2 separate regions of the Homo sapiens genome follow, and region 1 is linked to region 2. A link is an interaction called in ENCODE POLR2A ChIA-PET data of the cell type or tissue named here. Cell type or tissue: CD4-positive, alpha-beta T cell. All regions are shown on one strand.

What was found. Peaks named below come from ENCODE experiments on the same cell type or tissue, not always from the same donor. Only the 100,000 strongest peaks of a DNase experiment are listed, where the experiment ranks them.
Region 1: POLR2A ChIA-PET joins it to region 2 with 5 read pairs; 3 of 35 experiments call an interaction of 5 or more read pairs at or near these places.

Annotation. Positions count from the first base shown.
Region 1 is chr2:74,029,758-74,034,757 of GRCh38, forward strand. All of the region lies in intron 3 of TET3 (tet methylcytosine dioxygenase 3), which reads left to right. Among named protein-coding and RNA genes, the nearest start is that of TET3, 47 kb to the left of the region's middle. RefSeq lists enhancers at 1,007-1,508, 1,509-2,008, 2,581-2,680, 2,751-2,920 and a silencer at 2,985-3,130. In CD4-positive, alpha-beta T cell, no CTCF peak of the experiment used is centred here; a DNase peak (open chromatin) is centred at 2,854; H3K4me3 peaks cover 1,095 bases.
Region 2 is chr2:73,930,338-73,935,337 of GRCh38, forward strand. All of the region lies in intron 1 of DGUOK (deoxyguanosine kinase), which reads left to right. Among named protein-coding and RNA genes, the nearest start is that of DGUOK, 6.0 kb to the left of the region's middle. In CD4-positive, alpha-beta T cell, no CTCF peak of the experiment used is centred here; a DNase peak (open chromatin) is centred at 1,974.

The DNA of each region.
Region 1 (5,000 bases), 99 kb after region 2:
ACCTCTCTTTATTCTCTTGGATCATCCACCAGGGTTTTCTCTGGCTCTATAATGAGTTTGTAGTATGCCTTTGATATCCTGTCAGTAACTACACTAGTGGCAGCTTCACTTGGAGATAAAGTCACTGTTAATATCAGTTTTCATTGCTTTCATCACATACTCAAAACCACAGAGTATGTATGTAACATGGGTTTATGTTGCCCTGCACATGTTAGTGATAGTGGTACAGTATCAGTTCCTAAAGGAACTTGCCTTTGAATAGGATCTAAGACAAAATCAAACGTCTAAAAAGTCCCTATCCAAGAGAAAGGACTCTGTTTGTTCACTACTCTATCCACAAAGAAGTGATGCGGAATGTATATTTGTTTGAGAGATAAATGAATGAATACATAATTATGTATGCATATAGGAAAGGAATGGTTGTTATGATGTGCTGATAGCATCAGTGAGTGACATCTCATAATTCTGTGGGCTGCAAATACTTATTTTCACTTTTTAAAAAAACTACCTAGTTTTCTCATTTGTGTGCTTGGTTTTACATAGTTGGCAGTCTAAACTTCATACAGTATGGTATTCTGCTATTCTTCCTATTTCATCTAGCTTTTTTCCTTAGTGTTTATAATTGCAGGTTTAGATGAGTGTATAATACTCTGTTGAATTGTATCATAGTTTACCAAACCAAGCCCCTCATACTGAGTTTTCAGCTTTCACTAATGTGTGGAAAGATTTTTTTTAATGCAAACTTATAAGCTCAAGTTTCTAGGAATAGCACTGCTTGATGGAAGTAGTCTTTATTGCTCTTGATAACATTTGTTCATGTGTTCATTTATTTGCTTATCTACAGATTTATTTACTTATTTATTTTTACTGTTTGAACCAAGACAGAAGTTGTAAGTTGTGAATTAGAAGGCACCCTGGCCTGGGAGCTGGGTGATGGGGGTTCAAGGCTCAGTGGGTTGAATATGAGTCCAACAGTAGTGTTCTGGGGTGGAAGCAGAGGCAGGGGGCCAGTCAAGGAGCCACCTCCTGAGTTTGTCCTTGTGAGAGATAAATGAGGAGAAAACAAAAAGAAGGCAGATCTGAAATGCTCTACAGGAGCAGTTGGCAGGACTAGGGTTTGCTTGCATATGGAAACATCAAGAGGACATCAGAGGGGATGGAAGGGTTTAGCCAGGATGCCCAGGGGAATGGATCTTAACGTGATTTTTTTTTGTAAAGGGATGTCCGGGGGGGAGTTGCTGAGGAAAAGGATGCAGGCGCTGAGTTAAGTTGTAAATGTGATGGGCTTAAGTTGCATTCAAGTGGAAGTGTGTCTGGTAGCTGGAAAGCAGTCAAGGAAAAAGGAAACTTTGGGGCTGTTGGTGCAGGCTGAGCGGTGGGGCCTTGATTGGAGGGGAGGCTTCTGAGGGGAGCATGGGGCGATGGAGAGCAGTGAGGGCAGGAGAGTGGAGAACAGCTCTGTTGAGGGGACGGAGGAGGAAAAGGAGAATGGAGGAGGACCAGTAACCGGCAGGGTCACGGAAACCCAGGGTGGGCAGGTGAGTGGGTGATCTGCTGCCACAGACAGGCCAGAGAGACGAGGGACCCCCGTGGCCTTCCTCATCACCCCGACTCTCAGAAACAGATAATGGTTGCGCAAATGCCTAGGTTCCTGTTCTGTTTCTCCAGCATTGCACCCAGGCCTTTCAGATGAACATGTGCAAACCCAGATTACTGGCATCTTTCAGTTATCTGGGCTAATAAACGAGTAGTGACTGTGGATAATGAAGCTTTACACACTAAGATGAGTTGTGTGACTTTTCCAGGAGTTGAAGTTTAGGATAAAGAGGATTAATTTGTGCTCCCCAATTTCCTGCCTTCTGGACAGCAGCAGGCTTCCCTAAATGGCATTTCCTAGCCTACTCTGTGAAGTTGATCTTGTGGCTGGTAGGTGGATACCCTCTGCCAAAAATTAATTTTCCTCTAGATTTTTGGGTGGTCACTTAAAGATTTATTTCTTTGAATGAAAAACTTAGGTCTTAAGTCCTTCAGAAAGGATTGAGTGGGGGCAAACACACAGGGATTCCTGTGAAAAGCTGAAATCCATGAATATTTATTGAGGCACATGTGGGAGCTCATTCTCCAAAAGAATGATTAGAACCTTGGTACCTGGGAGGCCATGGGCATCCACTATTGACTCTGATGTTGGATTCTACTTTGCCACTCACCAATTCTGAGCTTTGGAGTATGTTAGTTATCCTCTCTGTACCTCATCTACTAAAATGGATGTGGAATTGTTGGAAGAATAGAAAGGTTACATTTAAACGTAAAGGTGCTTATTTAAAGTTTGCACTCAGCACTCAAAACTGTGGGCTGCTGTCCTCCTTCTCTAAACCTGGCCCCTTTGACACACCTGAGCTGTCAGTGGGTTTTGAGGGATTGGGGGCTTCTTTAGGGAAAGTACATGGAGCCTTTAGTGAAGGACTGGCTCTGCGGGGGACTGTGGTGTTAGCAATGCATGCTTTCTGTTTCTTTAGCCTATTAGACTTTTGGGGTAGGAGGTGTGGGTGATGAGGAGTAGATCTGTGCTGTTGGGTGGGAGGAGTTGTGAGAATGCCCTGCCTCGCTGGGAACTGATGGGGGCTTTTCTGGCCATGGGACGTGCACCATGGGGCTTGGGCGATGGCCCCAGCGGCTGCAAGAGGGGTGTGTCTCTGTGTGTGTGTGTGTGTGTGTGTGTGTGTGTGTGTGTGTGTGTGTGTGTGTGTGTGTTAGGGGAGTTGAGGCCCTTGCTGGGTCTGGCTGAGGAGCTGCCTCCGCGTCATGACCTGGTTCTTGTGTGCTGGCAGCTTCAGAGCAGCTGCTGCTGCTTTTTGCCAGGCCTCAGATGTGGTTAGGCTCGATTTCCTCCCGGCTGGCCTCTGTCCACCGGCTGCTTGAGGCAGGGGCTTCCGTCAGGAGAGCTGGATCCTGCTCTGGGCCGCAGATCAAGAGGCTAGGGGTGGGGCATGGGGAGCCTGCAGAGCAGCCAGCAGCTGTGCTCCCCCTTCACCCCCACCTGCTGCAGGGGAGCGTGTGCTGCCCAGGCGATAACTTTGCATAGGTTAGAGTTGCAGGGCTATATTTTGGAGTTCTGGTCCGAGAACAGCAAGTTAGTTACATAGAACTTTTAATGGGTGGGAGTTTCAGGCTTGGCACCCCATCTCAACTAGGCTTATCTTCACCTTCCAGTGCGTCTCATCTCTTAGAAATTTTCTTCATTTTCTTTCTGCATTATGTGTGATCTGCCTCTGTGTTATAACTGCGTACAGCTCTCTAGCAACAGAAATAGCACAAAAAATACCCAGAAATTTTCCCTGACTGCTCCCTTCTCGTCTCGTTCACAGACATGTGTAGTTTGCAGTTTCAGGTGTTTTATAGGTGTTCTATTCTTAAATCTTTTTCCCCTAAATAAAAATGAAAATACCTATGATAAATTTTGGAAACTATAAACGAGAAAGTTACTCATCCTCTATCACGCAGAGGATAAGCACTGTTAACATTTCTGTATGATTCCCCTTGCTGTTTTGTGTGTTTACACAGGCATGCGTTGTGATTGAATTGAACTGTTAAATTGGGCAATATTTTGAATCCTATTTTTTCCCCCATTTCAAATATTATGTACTTCCCCCATCATAAAAACCTTCTGAAAGCATTCATTTAATAAGTACATTCTCAAGTTTCACTTTTTCATTTAATACATTTAGTTTTATGTTCTTATTCCATATCATTTTAAGCAGTTGTGTACATCTACTGATTAAATATTATAAACAGGCATACGTTGGAGATACTGCAGGTCCAGCTCTAAACCACTGCAATAAAGTGAATATGGCAGTACAGCTGGTCACGTGAACTTTTTGGTTTCCCAGTGCATGTAAAAGTTGTGTTTACATTATATTGTAGTCTAGCAAGTGTGTGATAGTATTATGGCTAAAAAAATGTGTACATACCTTAATTTTAAAATACATTTTTGCCAAAAAATGCTAACAAAGTAAGCACATGCTATTGAAAATGACACCAGTAAGATTTGCCCAATGTGGCTGGGCACGGTGGCTCACTCCTGTAATCCCAGCACTTTGGGAGGCTGAGGCGGGCGGATCACCTGAGGTCAGGAATTCGAGACCAGCCTGGCCAACATGGCCAAATCCCATCTCTACTAAAAACACAAAAATTAGCCAGGGATAGTGGTGGGCACCTGTAATCCTAGCTACTTGGGAGGCTGAGGCAGGAGAATCGCTTGAACCCAGGAGGCGGAGGTTGCAGTGAGCCGAGATCGTGCCATTGCACTTTAGTCAGGGCAACAAGAGCAACACTCTGTCTCAGAGAAAAAAAAAGAAAAAGAGACTTGCCCAATGTGAGGTTGCCACAAACCTTAAATTCGTCATTAAAAAAAAAAAACAACAAACCACCCCCAGTATCTGTGAAACACAATAGAATGAAGCACAATAAAACAAGGTATGGCTGTATTATAGTTTTTTTTTTTATGTATTACTTGAACCATACTTGACCCTAGTATTTTATATATGTTAAACAGATAAAGCATAATAATAAACACATGCCAGTTCCCCAAGTTAGCTGGAATATTGCCAACATCATTGAAATTACCTGGGTGTTTTCCCCCAGCCCTATCTCCCTTCTTCACCTCCAGAGGTAACCATTACCTTGAATTTTGTTATCATTCCCTTGCTTTTTAAAGTCTTCATTATATAAGTTTGCATTTCTGTACAATACATTTAATTTTGCTTGCTTGTTTGAGGTTTGTAGACTCAGTAGGACATATGTAGTCCTCGAGCATTGATTAAAAAAAAAAAAAAAAAAACCCTGTTGTAGATTCTGGGATTCATTGATGTTCCTGTGGCTCATTCATTGACACTGCTCTATAATATTCCATTGTCCATTCTGTAGTTTATGCTCCTTTAGAAATACTTCCATGATGTGATTTTTATGAGTAATGCTGCCATGAAAATTTCTGTACATGTCTC
Region 2 (5,000 bases):
TAAAGTGAGACCAGTCACCATGGCTGTGTGTTTTTCTCCAGCCAAATCCGAAACATTGAAAGGAATGGGAAGGGAGAGTCCTGCTATTTGCCTGATGATGTTATTATTTAAATATGATGTTTTGTACTGTACTTTGAGAAACACACCCCTAAAGGAAGCTCTGTCCTCAAATCCCAGAGAGAGAACAGGGTATGTCACAAAGTAAGTACTTAGGACAGGTCATCAGATAAGGTTTGAACTCCCTCTATTTTCCTGACTTTTGCTTCTTAACCTTGTCAAATTTCTCTGCTTCTTCCTTGCTTTCTTGTGCAACAGAGGCTTACTGAGTGAGGACTAAGAGTCCACTCTCATGCTGAGCACAGCAGTGAATGGGATACAGCTCCTGTCCTTCAAGGAGCTCACAACTCACAACTAAGTAGGAGAAAACAGATTCGACATAATTTTCTTTTTTTTTTTCTTTTTTTTTTTTTTTTTTTGAGACAGAGTCTTGCTCTGGCACCCAGGCTGCAGTGCAGTGGTGTGATCTTGGCTCACTGCAGCCTCCGCCTCCCAGGTTCACGCCATTCTCCTGCCTCAGGCTCCCAAGTAGCTGGGACTACAGGCGCCCGCCACCATGCCCAGCTAATTTCTTGTATTTTTTAGTAGAGACGGGGTTTCACCATGTTAGCCAGGATGGTCTCAATCTCCTGACCTCGTGATCCGCCAGCTTCGGCCTCCCAAAGTGCTGGGATTATAGGCGTTAGCCACCGTGCCTGGCCGACTCGACATAATTTTCATACTGTGTGGTGAGATTTGTGATTGGGCATGGAAAGCCAGAATCTCTGGGGTAGGAATTCCCAAGAGGAAGAAGAGGGAAAAGTGTTTCAGCCATAGAAAGCAACATGTGCCAAGGTGGTGAAGCCTGAAGAAACACATGCAGTTTTTTGGGGGTTTTTTTGTTTGTTTGTTTGTTTTTTTGATGGAGTCTCATTCTGTCACCCAGGCTGGAGTGCAGTGGTGTGATCTCATCTCACTGCAACCTCCGCTTCCCAGGTTCAAGTGATTCTCCTGTCTCAGCCTCCCAAGTAGCTGAGACTACAGGCATGTGCCACCACGCCTAGCTAACACATGCAGTTTTAATGAAAGAGAAGTAGTTGGATGTGCCTGGAGTTGAAGGGACCTGTGAAAGGGTGGCAGAACAAGAGGTTGGAAGGGTGGGATTTGCCATATGTCGAAGAGCCTTGTGGACCATGCTAGTTTATCCTGTTGGCAGTGGGAGGCTGTTGAACACTTGAAGCCAGTGTGTGCCATGACCAGATTAATTTAAAAAAGGAAATTGTGTAGGATGAGAAAGAAAGCTCCATAAAACAGGCACTTTCTTTGTATATTTTGTTTGCTGCAGTACCCATAGTGCCTTGCATCCAGTTTGTTGGATGAATGAATAGATGAATTGGAACAGAGTTGAGTCTGTGCACTAGTTTTGTGGCTATTGGAGTAATTGGAGGGAGGAAAGATGCAGGCCTGAATAGAAGAACTGAAATGACAGAGAAGTGACGGTTTCAGAGAGATTTTGGAAGCGGGATTGACAGGATGTGGTGGCCACTTGGAGGTGAGGTAGGAGGAGGAGTAGAGGAGGGTGACACTGAGGTTCATGAGGATGGGAATAAAGGAAGAGGCGGTCTGGGGAGGTTAGAGTGATATGTTTTGTATGAGGTGCCTGTGAGACATAGAGGTGTTCTGAGACAGATTGGAATATGTGCCTGAGGTCAAGAGAGTCCGGAGATGGGTGCTGAGATTTCAGATGTGGAAGTTGTTGACTGGTGGGTAGAGGGGTAGTTGGTGAAGCCTTGGAAGTAAATGCAATTGCCCAAGAAAAGGGTGATGCGAAGTGGAATGGGAGGACCTAATCTGACTCTTTTTACTTTCATCTCCCACTACTCTTCATCACCCCACACACCCTGATGACTCTCCCTAGACAGAATTAGTCACTGCCTCCTCTGTGGGCTGACATAACATTTTGTACCCACAACTGCTGCAGCACTTGAGTTCTGCTGAGCTTGTTTGCACATTCACCACCTTCCTTGGGCTCTGACCACTCAGTGTGCTGTTCATCTTTGTATTGCTGACACCTAACCCCCGCCTTGACCCAGTGTACTCAGTACTGACCAGATTCTTGAATCCTGTGCTATGATATCCATGTGGAAGTTAGGCATTGGTACCCACACAGGGAATGTATTAAACTGCTTTTTAAATCAAGAGTGATCATCTTCTCTAATCACAGGTAACATCCTCAAGCAAATCAGAATGAGAGCACCCATTCAGGAAACCTGAACAGGGAAGGTGAACCCCTGTCCTGACCAAAATTGGGTATGTTTAGAGGGCTTTTCTTGTATTCCTTCTGCTCTAAGTCCTATTATTCTGATCCTGAAGGTGCAGACAGCGGCATGTAAGGAAAATTGATCAGTGAAGTAGCAACTAATGGCATCTAGCATGACTTACGAAGCCATATAAGATGTGTGATTGAAAGTCAAAAGCTTGGTACCTAGAACCCCTGAAAATCTAAAAAATAAAACACCTAGCCTGTCTTTTAAGACTGTTCATCCCTACAGTGTATTATCATCTTCTTGTGATTATCTTACGATTACAAGCGTAAATTGAAGAAAAGATTGCTGTATGAAATCTCACTGTCAGTGAGTCATCTCAGCATTTTTACCTTATTTTCAAAGACCCAACCAGAAAAGAGGAAACTCTTTTGCACTTTTCAATCAAGAAACTTAAACATAAAGCAGTAGAGGGCTTCCCTAATAACATGTTTCCTCCAGCATTCAAAATTAGTGACTTCACATCACTAATATGTGTCTTACTTATTTTAAGTATAAATGATTGGGCAAAGAATCCTTGGGAAAAAATAGCCTATTTATTTCAAATACTGTATAGTGGATTCTCTGTGCCTGTGACTCACCTCCTTCCCTCCATCACTGTTCTCATACTCAGGATGCAAAGGTTCAGTCTCTGTCTTCAAAAGTGAGCTCCCAGTCTAGCTGGAGGGAGTGATGAGTGAACAAATAATTACAGCGTAATCCTTTGGTAAACCAGAGCAGGCAGTAATTAACTCTGCCTAGAGATGAAGTGGCGCTGGAGAGAGTTCAAGGAGGCTTCACAGAGAAGGTGGCAGTGGAAAGCTGAATCACCTGGTAGGCAAGGCGGGAGGAGGGGATGTCAGATCAGTGAGGGTCTTTTGTGCTGAGCAGATGAGTTTGGATCATAGGAAGGTGTGAGAAAATTTTTTGCCTTTTTTTTTTCGTAAACAGTTTTTCATGAAAAAAGGTCATCAAAGTAAAATGTATTAAGTTTTTTTTAAGCCTGCTGACTGATTTTTATTAACTTTGCCTAGAATGCCTTTAAGCTTGGAGCCTGTATGATCCTGGGTACTCAGTCTTGGGGTTGGAATATAACTTGAGGGCAAGCTCTCAGCCTAGATCATCATTTCAGTTATAGTACTTACCTCTGAGTAGCTACTCCATAAACATTTGTTGATTGAATGAGTGAGTGAATGAATGCAGCATCAAATACAGTATCTGAAATAAAGACTTCAATTTTTTTTGGAAGGACTTTTTAAAAAAGACATTAGACAGTTTTATATGTTCTGACTTTGTTGGATTTTGGTAAAAGATTTCAGAATTGGATTTTTTTTCTCATGTTTTTCATCTTGTTCAGGAGATGAAAATGCCTAGAGGTGATAAATATAGGCTCCTATGAAATACAGCTGTATTAGACGTAAAATAATGGGATCTGTTATTTTGGGTATTACATCATATGCTATCTTGCTGCTAGATTTTAGCATTACATAGCTATGGTAGGCATTGTCAGTTTATAGAAAATTTTGTGGGGAGAAAAAAACATGCCTTAGAAAAAGATGAGTGGTAACAACAGAACTCTTTGTCCCAGCTTGTGGAATGAGAATAGTGGAGCTAATGAAAATCAACATGTTGAAGTAATATACTCTTAAGAAAGTACCTTCCACCTTTTTTTAAGGTTGTGGCAATATAACAACAGAGAACACTGGTGGCCAGGGTCCTAAGGGAAGGTTTGATGCTGCTTGTAAGTTCTGATACCTTCCAAAATTCATAATACTGAGAGTATATTGAAAGACAGGCCGGGCGATGTGGCTAACCCCTGTCATCCCAGCACTTTGGGAGGCTGAGGCGGGCAGATCACCTGAGGTCAGGAGTTCAAGACCAGCCTGGCCAACATGGCGAAACCCTGTCTCTACTAAAAATACAAAAATTAGTCAGGTGTGGTGGCACGTGCTTATAGTCCCAGTTACTCGGGAGGCTGAGAGGCTGGAGAATCAGTTGAACCCGGGAGTTGGAAGTTGCAGTGAGCCGAGATCACCCCACTGCACTCCAGCCTGGGCAATAGAGCAAGACTCTGTCTCAAAAAAAAAAAAAAAGGAAAGAAAGATAACAGCAGTGGCCCGGCGCAGTGGCTCACGCCTGTAATCCCAACACTTTGGGAGACCAAGGCAGGTGGATCGCTTGAACTCAGGAGTTTGAGACCAACCTGGGCAACATGGTGAAACCCTGTATCTGCCAAAAATACAAAAATTAGCCGGGCGTGGTGGCACACACCTGTAGTGGTCCCAGCTACTCAAGAGGCTGAGGCAGGAGAATCGCTTGAACCCAGGAAACAGAGGTTGCAGTGAGCCGAGATTGTGCCACTGCACTCCAGCCTGGGCAACAGCTAGACTCTGTCTCAAAAATAAATAAATAAACAAACAATATATTGGACAGGTCAAACATACTGGACAGCTACTCAGGAGGCTGAGGTGAGAAGATCACCTGAGCCCAGGAGGCAGAGGTTGCTGTGAGCCAAGATCACACCACTGCACTCCAGCCTGGGTGACAGAGAGAGACCCCCATCTCAAAAGGAAAGATAGCAGCTAAGCTGGGATCTAACTAAATTGCAGTAAGTCTGAGATAGTGATATCATAAGAGATTGGCTGAAGAAGTATGGCTTTC